Regions from separate parts of the Homo sapiens genome. Here region 2 is linked to region 1. The links are chromatin loops, found by intact Hi-C in ENCODE. Cell type or tissue: Caco-2. All regions are shown on one strand.

Region 1 (8,000 bases):
AGGGCTGGAAAACGCTAACAGAAGCAGCTATGTCAGGTGGGAGGCAGGGTGTTCTGTTTCAGAATTTTAGATAGGGTTTTCCATGAAATTAGCATGGTTCATTCATTTGTGTCACAAAGTGACATACTCCCCTGCCATCTCCCTTCCACGCTACAGAATTTTAAAGTAATAATGCATATGAACTTTGTGAAGATGCCTAAATTTCAAATCCAACTTTCCATTGTGATTTTCCAATAACTTCTTTACATTAGAAATGTCGTCCATTTTTATTCATTTATTTATTTAGAAAATATTTATCAAATGCCAACTATGTTCCAAGTACTGTTGTAGAAGCTGAGAACACAGCAATGAACAAAACAGATAAAATGGGGAAATGGGTTTCAGCTCATTGGTAACTACATAAAAATCTATAGCACTGACTTCTTTCATACGCCCCTCCTATTTCTGATCGAACCCTAATCTCAGTTCCCCCTTGAGGACCATGCTTATGTTTCATAACTCCCTGTGGTAGGCTGGACTCTACCACCCACCCCAGGATAGCCAGTTCCTAATCTCTAGAACCTTAGAACCTGGGAAAATTGCCTTATATGATGTAATGAGTAGTCTGGCCTCCCTCCCTTTTTTTTTTTTTTTTTTTTTTTTTTTTTTTTTTTTTTGAGGAAGGGTCTCACTCTGTCACCCAGGCTGGAGTGCAGTGGTGTGAGCTCGGCTCACTGCAACCTCTGCCTCCTGAGCTCAAGTGATTCTTCTGCCTCAGCCTCCCAAGTAACTGGGATTACAGACTACAGGCATGTGCCGCCACCCCTGGCTAACTTTTATATTTTGGTAGAGACAGGGTTTCACCATGTTGGCCAGGCTGGTCTCAGACTCCTGGCCTCAAGTGCTGGGCCTCCCAAAGTTCTGGGCCTCAGCTTCCCAGCTAGGATTATAGGCATGAGCCACCAGGCCCAGACTGGCCCCATTTCTTGATGTTTGACTCCTGACAGCTTCTAGGCCTCACCCCTTGGTATTCCTTTATGCCCGCATCTGGATAAGCCAACAGGAAAGATGGGGAGCCCCCTCCCTTGGCACTGGTGGGGGAGTCAAACCATACGAGCCCTTCCCACACATGGGAACTTTGACCCCACCCCAGCCCCACCCCTAACCACTATAACATCTTGGGCCAGTCTTCTTCCCTTGCTTTCTTAGGTCACATTGGATCTGCTTGTGAGGCCCACCTGCTCTCCCCAGAAGCCTGAAGTATGTGAGTAATGAACCTTTCATACCCCCTTAGCTTGTGTGTGGCATCATCAGCCTCAACATTCAAATCAAACCTCAGGGGCCCATATGTCTTTGCAGGTGACCATAACATATGGCAAGAAAAGAAAGCCTTTGCAGATATGATTATGTTCTCAAGATGGGGAGATCGTCCTGGATTGTTCAGATGGACCCTGAATGCAATCACACATCACACATATTCTGTTACGAGATGAGGAGGGAGATTTTAGGGCACACAGAGGAGAAAGAGATATGAAGACAGAGCAGAGGGAGATCAAAAAATGTTGACCCTAAATATTGGAGTGATGTGGCCACAAGCCAATGAATGCTGGCAGTCACCAGAAGCTGAGAGACAAGGAACCGGTTTCCTTATGGAGCCACCAAGGGAGGGTGACAGTGCTGACACCCTGATTTTGGCCCATTGATACTGACTGCAGACTTCTGGCTTCCATAATTGTGAGAGAATAAATGTTTGTTGATTGAAGGCATTAAGTGCATGGTGTTTTGCTACAGAAGTCCTAGGAAAGTACTACACTGTCAACTGAGGGCTGTTTTTCCCTTTCACACCCTGCACACTACTGGGCTGCCTCAAGCCCATTTGCCCTGGTTCCTGCTAAAAGCTCCAGTTCCATCAAGGCTCATGTCAGGGGACTGGGCCTTCTGTCACTCTCCCTAGTCATTTACCATCCCCTTCATCACGGGTGATTCTTGTGTCTGGCTTGCTGTTTTTCTCACCATCGCTATTCCTGGTGATTTTTCTACCCGTGTAAATGATCTGTCTTCGTCCATTTTGGCTGCTGTAGCAAAATACTGTAGATTGGGTGGTTTATGAACAACAGTAATGTCTTCCTCACAGTTCTGGAGGCTGGAGAGTTTGAGATCCAGGTGCCGGCAGGTGTGGTGTCTGGTGACAGCCCGCTACCTAGTTCACTGCACACTGCATCCTCACGGTGGAGAGGAAAGAAGGCCCTAGGCTTTCTTGTATAAGGCATGAACTTCACTCACAAGGGTTCTGCCCTCATGATCCCGTCGCATCCCAAAAGGCCCCGCCTCCTAATGCCATCACCTTGGAGATGAGGGTTTCAACATAGGAATCTAGAGGGACACAAGCATCCAGACCACAGCAGGTTTTACCAATACCCAGGACTCTTGGTTCTTTGTCCTCTATTCTGCTCATCTAGCCTCTTCCAGTTTGTCTCTTGTGATAACACGCTGGACTTTTTTTCATATCCAGACTCACTCTGTCTCCTCCATAATCTTTTCTTGCTGTCTCCTTCAGCGTTTTGGCCCCCATTCTAAATATTTTGAACCCACAAAGCCCGCACTCTATTAATTGCACCCCTCCAGCTCTCAGTTCCTTCATTTCCCAGCGTCAATCTTACATCAGTCATTGTCACCACCCCCTTCTATTTACTCTCGATTACCTTGCCCTTTTTCCTGTGCCACATCTGCCTAGTAAAACCACCACAATGATTACATATGGCCTGTGCCTGTTTGTGCTCACACCCAAGGACTTGGAAATGAATACAGAAAAACATTAAACCTGCTGGTTGGCCTCACGTTAAATATACAGGAATGAACTCAAGCAGGCACTCAGGACTGCCCAACAGTGTCACAAGAGTCATTAAGTTCATTTACTCTCCCTCCACCAAAGTGACTTTCACACCACCCCTTCTCAACTCTCCACCATGCCCGCCCCGCACCTCTTTGCCTAACTGTGACTTGATCCTTATTTCACTGAGAAGTTTGAAAGCAATCAGAAGAGAATGTCTACAAATTTCCACTAGCGAGGAAACCACTTCAGCTGCACTGGACCTGTGCGCTTTGCCTCTCCTCCTGGTAAAACAGGTGACCTACTTATGCTGTCTCTAAAGCAAAACTGATTTCACATGGAGTAGATCCCATCCCCTCTTATTGATTCCTCTAAGAATTTTCCCATGTGCTTCTCCCCTTTTCCTCCTGGATCATACGTTTTTGCCTTCTCTAAGAGAGCCTTCCCACAAACATTTAAGCTTGCTGTGTTGTCACTCTCTTAAAACATAAGCCTCTCTCTTGAGAGGACAGCAATTCTCCATCTTGTTTCTTGTTACAGCCGATTTCCTCTGAGTAGTTTCTATGCTCACTGCCTTTACTTGCTCTCTTATTCTGTCTTACATTCCCTCCAATAATGCTTTCATCAGTGTTCCACTGAAACCACTTTTGTCAGCATTACCACCGACCTCCACACTGCTAAATCCAGTGATCCATTTGAGGTATCATCCTTTCCACCTCTTGTCAGGATTTGAAGCAAGTGACAACTGCCTCCTTCTTAAAGTCCTTTCTTTACTTCATAATCCAATCCTAAGTAGATGTTTCTCAAATCGATCCCCTCCTTTTCATCTGCATTACTTATTTTCTGAGTCAGACACTCTCTTTTTATATAAACTACTTATTCTTCTACCTGGCTACTTCTACTCTCTCGCTAGATCCATTTTCTTATCCCAATTTCTAGATGCTGCGGAGCACTGGGGTGTCGTGAATGTACCCCGTTCTCTTCCTCAGCTGTACTCCGCTCCTCGATGGTCTTCACGCTCTACAAGCCATCTATCCATCAATGGCAGCTGAAGGAATACCACAGGCCACCATCCGCCCAGTAAAATATATCCAGCTGCCATTGTCACATATCGAAGTGGATGGTGAATAGTTAAATCAGACTTAACATGCCTGAAACAGTTTCTTATCTGCCTTTATCTGACCTTGACACCCATTCCTTCCAAATATTTTCCAATTTCCATTAGGAATTGTCATAACCATTCACCCAAAATCTCAACTCAAAGAATTCTGACATTTCACATTTTATTTTTTAGTAAATATCATTGGTTCTCCCCTTTAAATATATTAGAACCCCGGCAAAACCTCACCACCTCCACTACCTCCACCCTAGTCCAAAGCGCTCACGTTCTGGTGCCCATGGAGGTGCCTGATTGGCTCTCCCTTCACAAGAACCTGCTGCAAGGAGCAGGCAGGTGACAGTCCCCAGCTGCCACTCTTTCCTGACTACCAGGCCACCCTCTCCCAGGCTCTTCCCAGTCCTAGGAGAGAGGACTAGGTCAAGGCTATTCATGCCTGGAACAGGATTCTTCTAGAGAGCAGCTTTTCCCAGGCGGCCCCCATTGGCCTTGCCAGCACCTCCTCAGCACTATGCTGGGTCTCAGGCTGTCCGAGCTCACCTCTCCTTTCAAGGTCTCCCACTGGCACAACTGTCTGAAGGCTTCCCCTCCCTGCCTCTGCCCCCGTTCCCTTTGTCCTTCACAGTTATGTAGATGGACCTTGCACATCTCATCTTGCTGGGCATCTACCTCAGACACAAACATGGTTCACCTGTACCTGATGCTAATATTTCTCCTTCCTCCCACTATAGCAGCGAGAGGTGTCTTTAAAACAGAAGACCAATGGTGTCCTATGACTCTTATAACCAAATCTAAACATGGCCACAAAACCTTTAAAATATGGCAGCCTCTCCAAATGTCTCCTTTGCTTCTCTACCCCTGTTACATTGGCCTCCTTGCTGTTACTGGGATCCATGTGGCATAGACCAGACCCACCTGTGCACATCTTTCTTCCTACAGAGGTCAGCAATGTTCTTCTCCAAGATACACATGCTCCATGTGGCCAGTCTTTCTTCCTACAGAGGTCAGCAATGTTCTTCTCCGAGATACACATACTCCATGTGGCCAGTCCTTCATTTGAGTCCCTGCCTCCCCTCGGCGAGACCTCCCTGACCCTGACTGTTTCTAAAACAGAAAATGTTTTCCACAAATGTCACTTGAGACATAAATCAAATGTATTTAAACATCCAAATATGCAGGCACTTTTCCAATCAAGTAATCCTTGAATAAACCCCAACTAAATGTCAAGCAAGGACATAAAATAAAGGGATAGAGTTTTGATAGCACAATATACTAGATATTCACATTCTCTGGGAAATATTTTCTTCTGAGATTAAAGTCGCACTTCTCTTTTCTGCAAATTGCAAGACATTGAATATTATTTCCACTCATCTATCAGTTATTTGTAAAATCAAACAAATGCACTGTGCAAATGGATGCAAATGAACTGTGACTATGCGTGTTTGTTTTGTATTCTGACTACAGTGACCATAGGTTTCATTTTAATAACCTTTCTGGTAGCTCTTTGAGAGCATTGTTAGAGACAATAATTCTTCAGAAGAGCACACATTATGAAGATAGAGATTTGATAAAGTGTTTATTATCTTTGTGGCCAAACTTTAAGGACTCATATCTGACACTGATCTAAGAGTATTTGTTAAAAGTGGTCAAAATGTGATTTATTTCTAAGTGTCTTCTGTTGTGTTCATCTGATATTCATTATCTGTAATTTTAAAAAATCATATTATGGAACTATGTGCTTGGCATGTGCTATCAAGAGTCAAATTTCAATACATGGATTACAAAGAAAATACCCTCAGGCACTGAAATGTCCTAAAGATGAGTCATTTTATAACCTAATATGTACCAAGAACATTCCAGCATAGAAAACATTCAAGCATCAAAAAGAAATAGATTTACTAGTGCTCTCTATGAATAAGATTTGCTTTAACTTTAGCCTTTCTTTGGTACTTGGGCAAATTCAGACTTCGAGTCATATTTTCTTTCTTAGAATAGACTTTCTTTTTGAAAAGTGATATAACTTTAAAAGGGAGAATACTGGAGACATCACCTGACCCAGTCACCCTATTGTAAAGTGAATTCAATAAGGTCTTGAGAAGTAGGGAACTTGCTTAAAGCCACAGAGCTAATGGAACTTAATCAACCCGCATTATTTGGAGATCGAACTCCAGTGTAATAACTTCTAGTTAATGTGTTTTCATGAAGCTGTGGTGTTCCGATATAACAGTTTTACGAAAGAACGAGTCACTCAATTTTCCCTCCAAATACTTATATAGCAAACCTCATACAAGACAAAGTTTCTGGCTCAAAGAGCTTTGGATTTAATTTAAAAGATAAGACACATTCACAGAAACTAGTAACAATAAAGTAATGTGATGTGATTAGTATAGATATTGTAACATCTAAGTTGTCTGATTACCATCCTAATGATAATTTCAAATACAAAGAAAATACAAGTACATATAATATCAAGAATATTGAGAGGCTGGGCACAGTGGCTCATGCCTGTAATTCCAGCACTTTGGGAGGCCAAAGTGGGTGGATCACCTGAGGTCAGGAGTTCGAGACCAGCCTGGCCAACATGGTGAAACTCCATCTCTACTAAAAATACAAAAAAATTAGCCGGGCATGGTGGCGGACACCTGTAATCCCAGATACTCAGGAGGCTCAGGCAGAGAATTGCTTGAATCCTGGAGGCAGAGGTTGCAGTGAGCGGAGATCACACCACTGCATTCCAGCCTGGGCTGGACAGAGCGAGGCTCAGTCTCCAAAGAAAAAAAAAAACACTCTGGAAAATTGTAACAAATAGTTATGCTGATTCTAAATATGAAATCCGTTTTCTATCCACTGACGGATTCAGGTCAAGTTTCATGAGGGGTTAAGCCCTGAAGCTCACAGAACATCTATGCTAAGACTTTCCACTGCTGAGGGTCTGAAATTGTTGCATGGAAGTTCAGGAGGCGGGTTGGGGACTGGCCATACAAATCAGAGAAGACCCCAGAGGAAAGAGTGGGTGGCATTTGTTATAGACCAGAGAAGGGAAAGCTGAGCTGCATTTGCAGAAGTGAAAGGGAATGGCTGGGTTTCAGTTTTAACCCTTTTGGTCTCACTAAAGTGGCAGCAATGATTGATGATTTAAAAGGCAAGAACGTGCTCTGGAAGGCATGCCTGATGGAATGGAAGGAGTTCCCTGGTTAAGTGAGACAGTTTTTGTGTGCTAATGAGTAGTGTATTTGTATAGCCAGTCAGCGTTTTTCTTTACTCATTTGTAGCACACTTTCTCCTTATTCAGATGCATTTTACAAGAGCTGCTAATTTTTTTCATGAAAAACAAGTTATTTTGTAATCAATCACATTTTATATTCTAACCCATAGATTAAGGAAATAGATACTATGTCATCTGATCCAAAAAACTCCATTTATGTTCGCAAATATATGGATAAACAAAGTATCAAATGCTTTTTTATGATCCTTTTTTTTAGATTTGATCAATATTTCTTATTGCCTGAAGTACAAATACTCTCAAATCCATTCCTCAAATGTAATAAAATACTTTCTCAGGTTTTTAACCAGAACATGTATAGTAACATCTATTAACATAATTTTATTTATTTTATTATTTATTTATTTATTTATTTATTTATTTACTTTTGAGATGGAGTCTTGCTCTGTCACCCAGGCTGGCGCATTCTCGGCTCACTGCAACCTCCGCCTCCAAGGTTCAAGCGATTCCCCTGCCTCAGTCCCCCGAGTAGCTGGGATTACAGGCAGCGCCACCATGCCTGGCTAATTTTTGTGTTTTTAGTAGAGACGGGGTTTCACTGTGTTGCCCAGGCTGGTCTTGAACTCCTGACCTTAGGTGATCCACCCGCCTCAGCCTCCCAAAGTGCTGGGATTGCAGGCGTGAGCCACCACGCCTGGCCTATAATTTTTAAAAAATACGTAGTAAATTATGTAAAAGCAGGCAACCCTCAATCATTAAACTTTCAAGGAAAATGCTATCAGTTGGGAGGCTATGAATGTTTGGAGGTGGGGATATATTGGAACTCTATTTTCTGCTCAATTTTGCTATGA
Region 2 (8,000 bases), 380 kb after region 1:
CTCCCCAATTAGTCCATTTAAAAAACAGCTTGTGCATCCCAAATCTGAAAATCTAGGACCTGAAATGCTTAAAGTATGAAACCTTTTTGAGTGCCATCATGACACTTAAAGGAAATTCTCATTGGACCATTTTGGATTTTGAATTTTCGGACTCGGGATGCTCATATTGGGTATTTTGCAAATACTCAAACATTCAAAAAAATCTGATGTCCATAATACTTCTGGTCCCAAGCACTTTGGATAAAAAATACTCAACCTGTAACTGCAATTTAATTGACTGCTGCTTTTCCCTCCAAGCTCACCTCCTGCCATCTATAGCTCTTGTATTTCACTATTCAGCCATAATAAACTTTCTCCAGTAAAGCATCAGATCAGTCCATTACAAATGTTCTTTTTTCTCACTAAAATACCACCTATCCTCCAACACACACACAGAGGCTTGCTTCCCATCCATACTTCAAATGCGCAAACATCACCTCTTCAGGCAGGCTTCCCTGGATTCTTCAGCTCAGTTGAGTCCCAAAGCTAAACGTTCTCCTAGCTCCCTATTTCACACTGATCAGAGCTCTGGTGTCCCTTGCTTCAAGTCTGTCTTACCTGCTGGACTGTGAGCACTACTAGAGTGAAGGCCTCTTCTGTTCTGTTCACACAGGCTCCAGCCTCAGTACATTTGTCTAGTGAGATGAAATCATGAGTATGCATTAGTCATTGTGCTGTTGATCTCTGATTTAACAACCCTATATAATTACTTTACTAGGAATTTATTTGAGAGTTTAGACAATTTAATGTAGAAGTTTCAAAAAAGCTGGCTATTAATGATGCAGGGTGTTACATAGAAAGGAATTTCCTAAGGCCAGGCATGGTGGCTCATGCCTGCAATCCCAGCACTTTGGGAGGCTGAGGTGGGTGGATCCCTTGAGCCCAGGAGTTGGTGACCAGCCTCGGCAAAACGGTGAAACCCCATCTCTACAAAAAAGAAAAAATGAGTCTAATCAGACCACACCTACACTTCAGCTCAGCGATGGTTAGGTCTGAATTCCCAAGGGAGGCCGTGAGTGGGGTGGGTTTGCCTAGTGTGCTGGTGGTCAGCTATTCAGGAGGCTGAGGTGGGAGGATCGCTGGAGCCTGGGAGGCAGGGGTTGCAGTGAGCTGAGATCACACCATTGCACTCCAACCTGGGTGACAGAAAAAAAAGAAAGGCATCTCCTAAGAGAGGTGTTTTCTTTATGAATTTACTAAGGTTCAAGTATGGTCCTTACCTTTCTAAGCTAAATTCTTATTTGTCAGATCTCCGAGCATTATGCTATTTCTCATAGCAGTATACAAGCTTGTGAGGATGACATATAACATTGAAATGGTAATTTATTAATTTACTAAAAGAAAACTATTTATATGGCAAGCCAATTTCTGTTAGCAGAAATAACTAGTCATGCATCACTCGAAGACAGGAATATGTTCTGAGAAATGTATCTTTAGGTTGCTGTGTCATCCTGTGAACATCACAGAGTGTAGCTACGCAGACCCGAATGGCACAGCCTGCAACTCACCCAGGTTACACAGTAGGGCCCATGGCTCCTAGGCTATAAATCTCCACAGCATGTTACAGTTCTGAGTACTGTAGGCAACTGTAACACAACAGTAAGTATTTGCATATAAACATATCCAAACAGAAGAAATACTGTACAAAAGATAAAAAATGGTACACCTGTGTAGGCACATTCCCATAATGGAGCTCACAGTACTGGTAGTGGCTCTGGATGAGTGAGTGAGTGAGTGTTGAGTGAATGAAGGCCTGGGACGCCACTGTACACAACTGTAGGCTTTATAAGCACTGTACACTTAGGCAAATTTTAGAACTTATTTAAAAATTTGTCTTTCCTGAATAATAAATTAACCTTAGCTTACTGTAACTTTTTAAATTCATTTATTTATTTACTTTTTTTTTTGAGACAGAGTTTCCCTCTTGTTGCCCAGGCTGGAGTGCAACAGCGTGATCTCCGCTCACAGCAACCTCCGCCTCCCAGGTTCAGCCGATTCTCCCGCGTCAGCCTCCTGAGTAGCTGGGATTACAGGCATGTGTCACCACGCCCAGCTAATTTCGTATTTTTAGTAGAAATGAGGTTTCTCCACGTTGGTCAGGCTGGTCTCCAACTCCCGACCTCAGGCGATCCGCCTGCCTCAGGCTCTCAAAATGCTGGGATTACAGGCGTGAGCCACCGCGCCCAGACTCTTTTTAACTTTATAAACTTAAAAATGTGCAAACTTCCTGACTCTTTTGTAATAACACTTAGCTTAAAACACAAACATTTTTTCACCTGTACAAAAATATTTTTTCTTTATATTCTTATTCTGTAAAATTTTGTCTGTTTAAAAACTTTTACGTTAAAAACGAAGAGACAAACACACACATGAGCCTAGGCCTACACAAATTCAGGATCATGAAGATGTCACTAGGCCATGGGGATTTTTCAGCTCTTTTATAATCTTATGGGACCACCATAGTACGTGGGGTTGCTCACTGACTGAAACGGCCTTATATGGAACTTGACTGTACATGGAAAACATACTGGTAAAAGCGGATGTGGACGAAATCTTCATATACATTTAGTATTCGTTCTAGGTGCTGAACTTAGGGAAAAAGATGCAAAGTTCCTCGTTAACACAAAGTTTGGTGTGGGACAGACAGTAAAGGGCAAATAAACAAAAAATGTCAGATTGAGAAAAATGCTATTAAAAAAAAGGTCGGGGCGGGGTGGGACCGGGAGCGGTGGCTCACGCTTGTAATCCCACCACTTTGGGAGGCCGAGGCGGGCGGATCACGAGGTCAGGAGATCGAGACCATCCTGGCCAACATGGTGAAACCCTATTAAAAATAAAAAAAATTAGTCGGGCGTGGTGGCGGGCGCCTGTAGTCCCAGCTACTCGGGAGGCCGAGGCAGGAGAATCGCTTGAACCTAGGAGGCGGAGGTTGCAGTGAGCCGAGATCGTGCCACTGCACTCCAGCCCAAGCGACAAGAGCAAAACTCTGTCTCAAAAAAAAAAAAAAAAAAAAAAGAATATGAGAGGGGAAGTAACCGAGGACGCCACCTTCATCATGAATGTCTGGAAAAGGCCCCCAAGGAGGGGGCCATCGGAGCCAGATGTGGGCAGGAGGAAAAGTGCACGGGGGTGGGAAGAGACGAGCGAAGCCTGCTGGTTCCAGGCTGCCGGCGCTCCCCGGGGGCTGCAGGCCATGCTCCATGCTCCACGCTCCATGCTCCATGCTCCACGCTCCACGCTCCATGCTCCATGCTCCCTACAGCTATGGCGGGCAGGAAGGTGGGGGCTGGGGCGAGGCCCAGGCGCGGGGCTGACGGTGAGCCCCGGGACCATTTGCATTTCATCCCAGGTCCCAAGGAAACCATTACAGGGCTTCCAACAAGCAAACAGCAAGTTTTTTTAGGTTAGAAGATGGGCCGGACAGCTGCATGGAGAATGGATTTGGGGAGAACAGAAAAATCTATTAGATTTGGGAATCCCGCGAAGGGCTGCCAGGGGTTTGGAGCAGATGGCGGCAGAGGAGATGAAATGCAGGGAGAGCGGGAAAACAGGAGAAAGAACCACCCCCTCGCCCTGCAGCTCGCCGGTGGATTGGATGAAGAGCGGAAGGGAAACAGGAATCAAGAATGAGTCTCGCCCGGCGCGGTGGCTCACGCCTGTAATCTCAGCACTTTGGGAGGCTGAGGCGGGCGGATCATCTGAGGTCACGAGTTCGAGACCAGCCTGACCAACATGGTGAAACCCCGTCTCTACTAAAATACAAAAATTAGCCGGGCGCAGTGAAGGGCGCCTGTAATCTCAGCTACTTGGGAGGCTGAGGCAGGAGAATCCCTTGAACCCGGGAGACGGAGGTTGCAGTGAGCCGAGATCGCGCCATTGCACTCCAGCCTGGCAACAGAGCGAGACTGTCTCCAAAAAAAAAGAAAAAAGAAAAGAAAGAGTCTCCTAGGTTTTTTGCTAGAGTAATTTGAGTTGGGGGTATTGCCATCTCCAGAGATAAGAGGAGAGGAAAAGAAAGGGAAGAGACTGGTGTCTTGATCACAATGTAAGCATGTTAATATAGAAAAGACTTAGCCAGATATTGTAAGGAAACATATTTACATGAAGTTTTGAAATAAAATAAAAAATGCAATTTAGGAAATCACCGCCAGACACTTGCTTTCTTGAGAGTGTATTACTTGCCCATCTGCCCGTTTTCAACATTTGAGGCCAGTGGCCAGCCACGGGTCACCGCAGGGCGAGGGCTACAAGTCTCCCGGCGAGGCCGGCTCCGGCCTGGTCCCAGGATGAGAACACGCTTCCCCTCCCTGACTATCTAACCCCTTTGACCGACACATTCCAAGTAGTGAGCAACACAACCCCCTTCTCCCCATTTGAAAAAAGTTCCATGAAACAAGACTCACCCCTGTTACCGCGAAGCACTCTGCTATTTCCAATGCCACCTCCTCCCAAACGTAAAACAAAGGAGAAACTGCAGTGGAAACGTGGACTGCCCTGCGCCCCCTCCCAAGACCCACCCTCCGGACTGACGCGGTCTAATCAGGCTACAGCCACCCATCAGCTCCGCCAGGGTTAGGGAGGGCGTGGCCGGCCCCGCCCTGGGGCGCCGCCCTGGAGCCACCTGGCCCGCGCGTTCACTCTCTGCCCGGAGCCGCCTGGCACCTGGGCGGCGCGCTCACCCTCAGCCCGGGGCCCCCAGGCACCCGGCCCGCACGCAAACCCTCAGCCCGGGGCCCCCTGACCCCCGCGTTCACCCCTCAGCCCGGCCGCCGGGCACTGCGCATCCGCCACGTGGCAGCGCCTCCAGAGCCCAGACGCCCGGCGTTGGCACGTGGTGAGCGCTCAATAAATGTCTGTTGAACAAATACGCGTGGGTGTAATCACATTTACCCTTTTAGGCCGGACGCGGTGGCTCACGCCTGTCGTCCCAGCACTTTGGGAGGCCGAGACGGGGGGATCACATGAGGTCAAGCGTTCGAGACCAGCCTGGCCAACATGGCGAAACCCCGTCTCTACCGAAAAATACAAAAATTAGCCAGGCATGGTGGTGCTCGCCTGTAATCCCAGCTACTCAGGAGGCTGAGGCAGGAGAATCGCTTGAACCCGGGATGCGGAGGTTGCAGTGAGCCGAGATCGCGCCACTAAGCTCCAGCCTGGGTGATAGAGCGAGGCTCCATCTCAATAGAACAAAACAAAACATTTACGCTTTTGCAGATCGAGGAAAAAAATCAAGCGGAGGAGGCAGTTTTTACCCCCCGAAATAGAGGTTGACTCGAACGCAAACCCCCACACCTTTCCCACCCCACCCTACCCCCAGTTGTTTCAAACACCCCCAGTGTTTGTTTTCTTTTTTCTTTTTCTGGCCATTAATGTGACTGTATTGCTAAAGGCAACACAACTCACTTTGAAAGCAATGGTCAGTCAACGCTCACTATTGGCTACAGTCTAGTGAAATGTAATAGGTCGTATAAGTACACCCAGACCATTAGAACGAAACCCAGATCGATATTTAAAAACCTCCTAAATGTTGACTTGAAGCTTTTCTGCATATATATCTGGGAGCAGTTCTCCACTTTTTTCTTTTTTTAAATCTGTTTCTGAATAAGCTTCAATTTTGAGGTTGGCCAATAAAATATAATTTTCCTTCCTTCCTTCCTTCCTTCCTTCCTTCCTTCCTTCCTTCCTTCCTTCCTTCCTTTCTTTTCTTTCTCTTTTTTTTTCTTTTTTGAGACGGAGTCTTTCTCTGTCCCCCAGGCTGGAGTGCAGTGGCACCGTCTCACCTCACTGCAACCTCCGCCTATTTGGTTCAAGTGATTCTCCTGCCTCAGCCTCCCCAGTAGCTGGGATTACAGGCATGCACCACCACGCACGGCTAATTTAGTATTTTTAGTAGAGACAGGGTTTCTCCATGTTGGCAGGCTGGTCCGACCTCAGGTGATCCGCCTGTCTCGGCCTCCCAAAGTGTTGGGATTACAGGCGTGAGCCACTGCGCCTGGCCAATAGGATATAATTTTCAATGAAGGAAATATTTATTATTCCCTGATCTCCTCCAGTAGGCATAGCAGGACCTCTCCATTTGAAATCCGATTTCAATAAAGCTTCCTTAGTTCCTTACCTTAGAATGTATTATTTGCAGACGAGGGTCAGAAAGCCGATTTACCAGTCAGAAGGACTTCCCTCAACTTCCCTCCTTCTGTCTCTATGGCGCCTTGCTGTGGCCTCTTTAGAAACTACAGGGGAATTCCACCAGCCTTTTTTTTTGTTTCCCTTGGAGATAAAAATGTTAACATTTGGGTTTCGATAAGAAATACTTCAATGAACCGAAGAATGTTGACCAGAACCTTCTTTGTAAGCCTTTAAGTGGCAATGTCATTGAAAGCCCCTTTCCTCACTAGATGGAAACACACACACTTAGCTCAAGCCGAGGATCCTTTCTTTGGGTTGTCGGAAACCACCCTTTATCACTCCCTTAACCATTCACACAGTGCATCCCATAAACTAGATTGATTTATAATCGCCTCCCCTACCACTGATTCCATTTGATCGCTTGGGTGTGGCTCTGTTTGGGCATTAGAGACAGCATGTTTAGAAAATCTAATTTTACATTTCACACTCCACCTCTTCCATAGATTATTTTTGCTCCCATTATCGTTTAGCTTTCCTTTCCATGGGCCTGAAGAAGAAACCAAAACGAATGAACTCATCTGTTGTGATATGAACTCAGCTCAAAGGAAATTGAATTTCTCCTAAATGAGCTCGAGAACCAATTAAACCGTGAAACAGAAGTGGGCTGTCTTGAAATTGACCACAAAGAGGTTATGCATAGAAAAAGTGTTGTCCATTGCTGGAATTTTAGTCATAGTGATTCTTCTGCCAGTAACATCATGGTCACTTAAAACACTTGTATTTCGACCATTTTATCTGTGTTACAAATCAATATTTTCCTTAAAACCCTTAAAATGCAAAAACTATAGATATGCATTAATTCACTCTATACAGATTTGAGTTTCTCCCCTACACAGGCGGAGGTTCTAGGCCCTGGTGGATACGTATTCCTGGCCTCCTGGGGTTTGAATGCGGAATGGCCAGGTCAGAACAGGAGGGTAAGAACTAGATTGAGGTGAGTAACTCACTTGTAAACAAAACACCCTCAGTAATCAGTATTAGTAATATTTTAACCTGGCATGTAAAAGAATCAAAATCAACGCAACAATTTATAGAGAACAAAATATCCACATTGTAAATAAAGACAGTCAGAGGATACCAGCCAAATAATCATGATTGTAAGTGTCACAATGCAGCTATTATTAGCACAATGAAGGAGAGGTGCGTGGTGCTGTGGGAGCCACATAGGAGAGCCGGGAAGTTAGGGGAGGTTTCCCTGATCTGCAGGAATCAGCGTGGACGGCAGAGCCTCCCTGACAGGAGAGGGAATAGTTATGGAAGGACCTGAGATGAGTGGAGGCGAGTGTGGAGAGGCTATGCAGGCCCAGACTCTGGGACCCCGTAGGCCATGGGAAGAACTTCGATCTTCAGTCCAGGAGCCCTGGGAACGGAATATTGTAAGAAAACATGCCTTATCTATAAATGCTTATTAACCTTAAACTTGTAAAACATTATTTCATTATTAGAGCTTCAGCTTATTTCTATTTGATTTAGCTAATATAAATTGAATACACGCACAGTCTCATTTTATCTGAAATCAAATTTCTAAAATAGTTATTATTACTGTTATTATAATTTCATTTGCGTTTTAAAATAACCCCGAGGCACAAAGAAACTTTATACAGGAATAAGTTTCTAAACTCAGATTAGAACCCAAGTGTTGGCTGGGCGTGGTGGCTCATGCCTGTAATCCTAGCACTTTTGGAGGCCGAGGCCAGCACATTGCCTAAGCTCAGGAGTTGGAGACCAGCCTGGGCAACATGGTGAAACCCCCTGTCTCTAATAAAATTAAAAAA

The links. Hi-C counts contacts between places; a loop is a spot of excess contacts. Peaks named below come from ENCODE experiments on the same cell type or tissue, not always from the same donor. Only the 100,000 strongest peaks of a DNase experiment are listed, where the experiment ranks them.
Region 2: a loop joins it to region 1, with 17 times the contacts of the local background. A loop is called at or near these places in 3 of 110 quality-filtered maps.

What each region holds. Positions count from the first base shown.
Region 1 is chr4:188,369,998-188,377,997 of GRCh38, reverse strand. LOC105377608 (a long non-coding RNA gene) reads left to right here. Exons shown (of 3, transcript XR_939620.3): 1 at 1-36; 2 at 1,189-1,243; 3 at 1,339-1,715. Among named protein-coding and RNA genes, the nearest start is that of LINC01060, 82 kb to the left of the region's middle. In Caco-2, a CTCF peak has its summit at 4,910; a DNase peak (open chromatin) is centred at 4,907.
Region 2 is chr4:187,992,283-188,000,282 of GRCh38, reverse strand. ZFP42 (ZFP42 zinc finger protein) reads right to left here and starts at 4,512. Exons shown (of 4, transcript NM_174900.5): 1 at 4,443-4,512; 2 at 1,010-1,175; 3 at 598-674. LOC124900881 (a long non-coding RNA gene) reads left to right here and starts at 7,404. Exons shown (of 3, transcript XR_007058513.1): 1 at 7,404-7,601. RefSeq lists enhancers at 3,454-3,748, 3,363-4,344, 4,345-5,324. In Caco-2, no CTCF peak of the experiment used is centred here; a DNase peak (open chromatin) is centred at 4,572.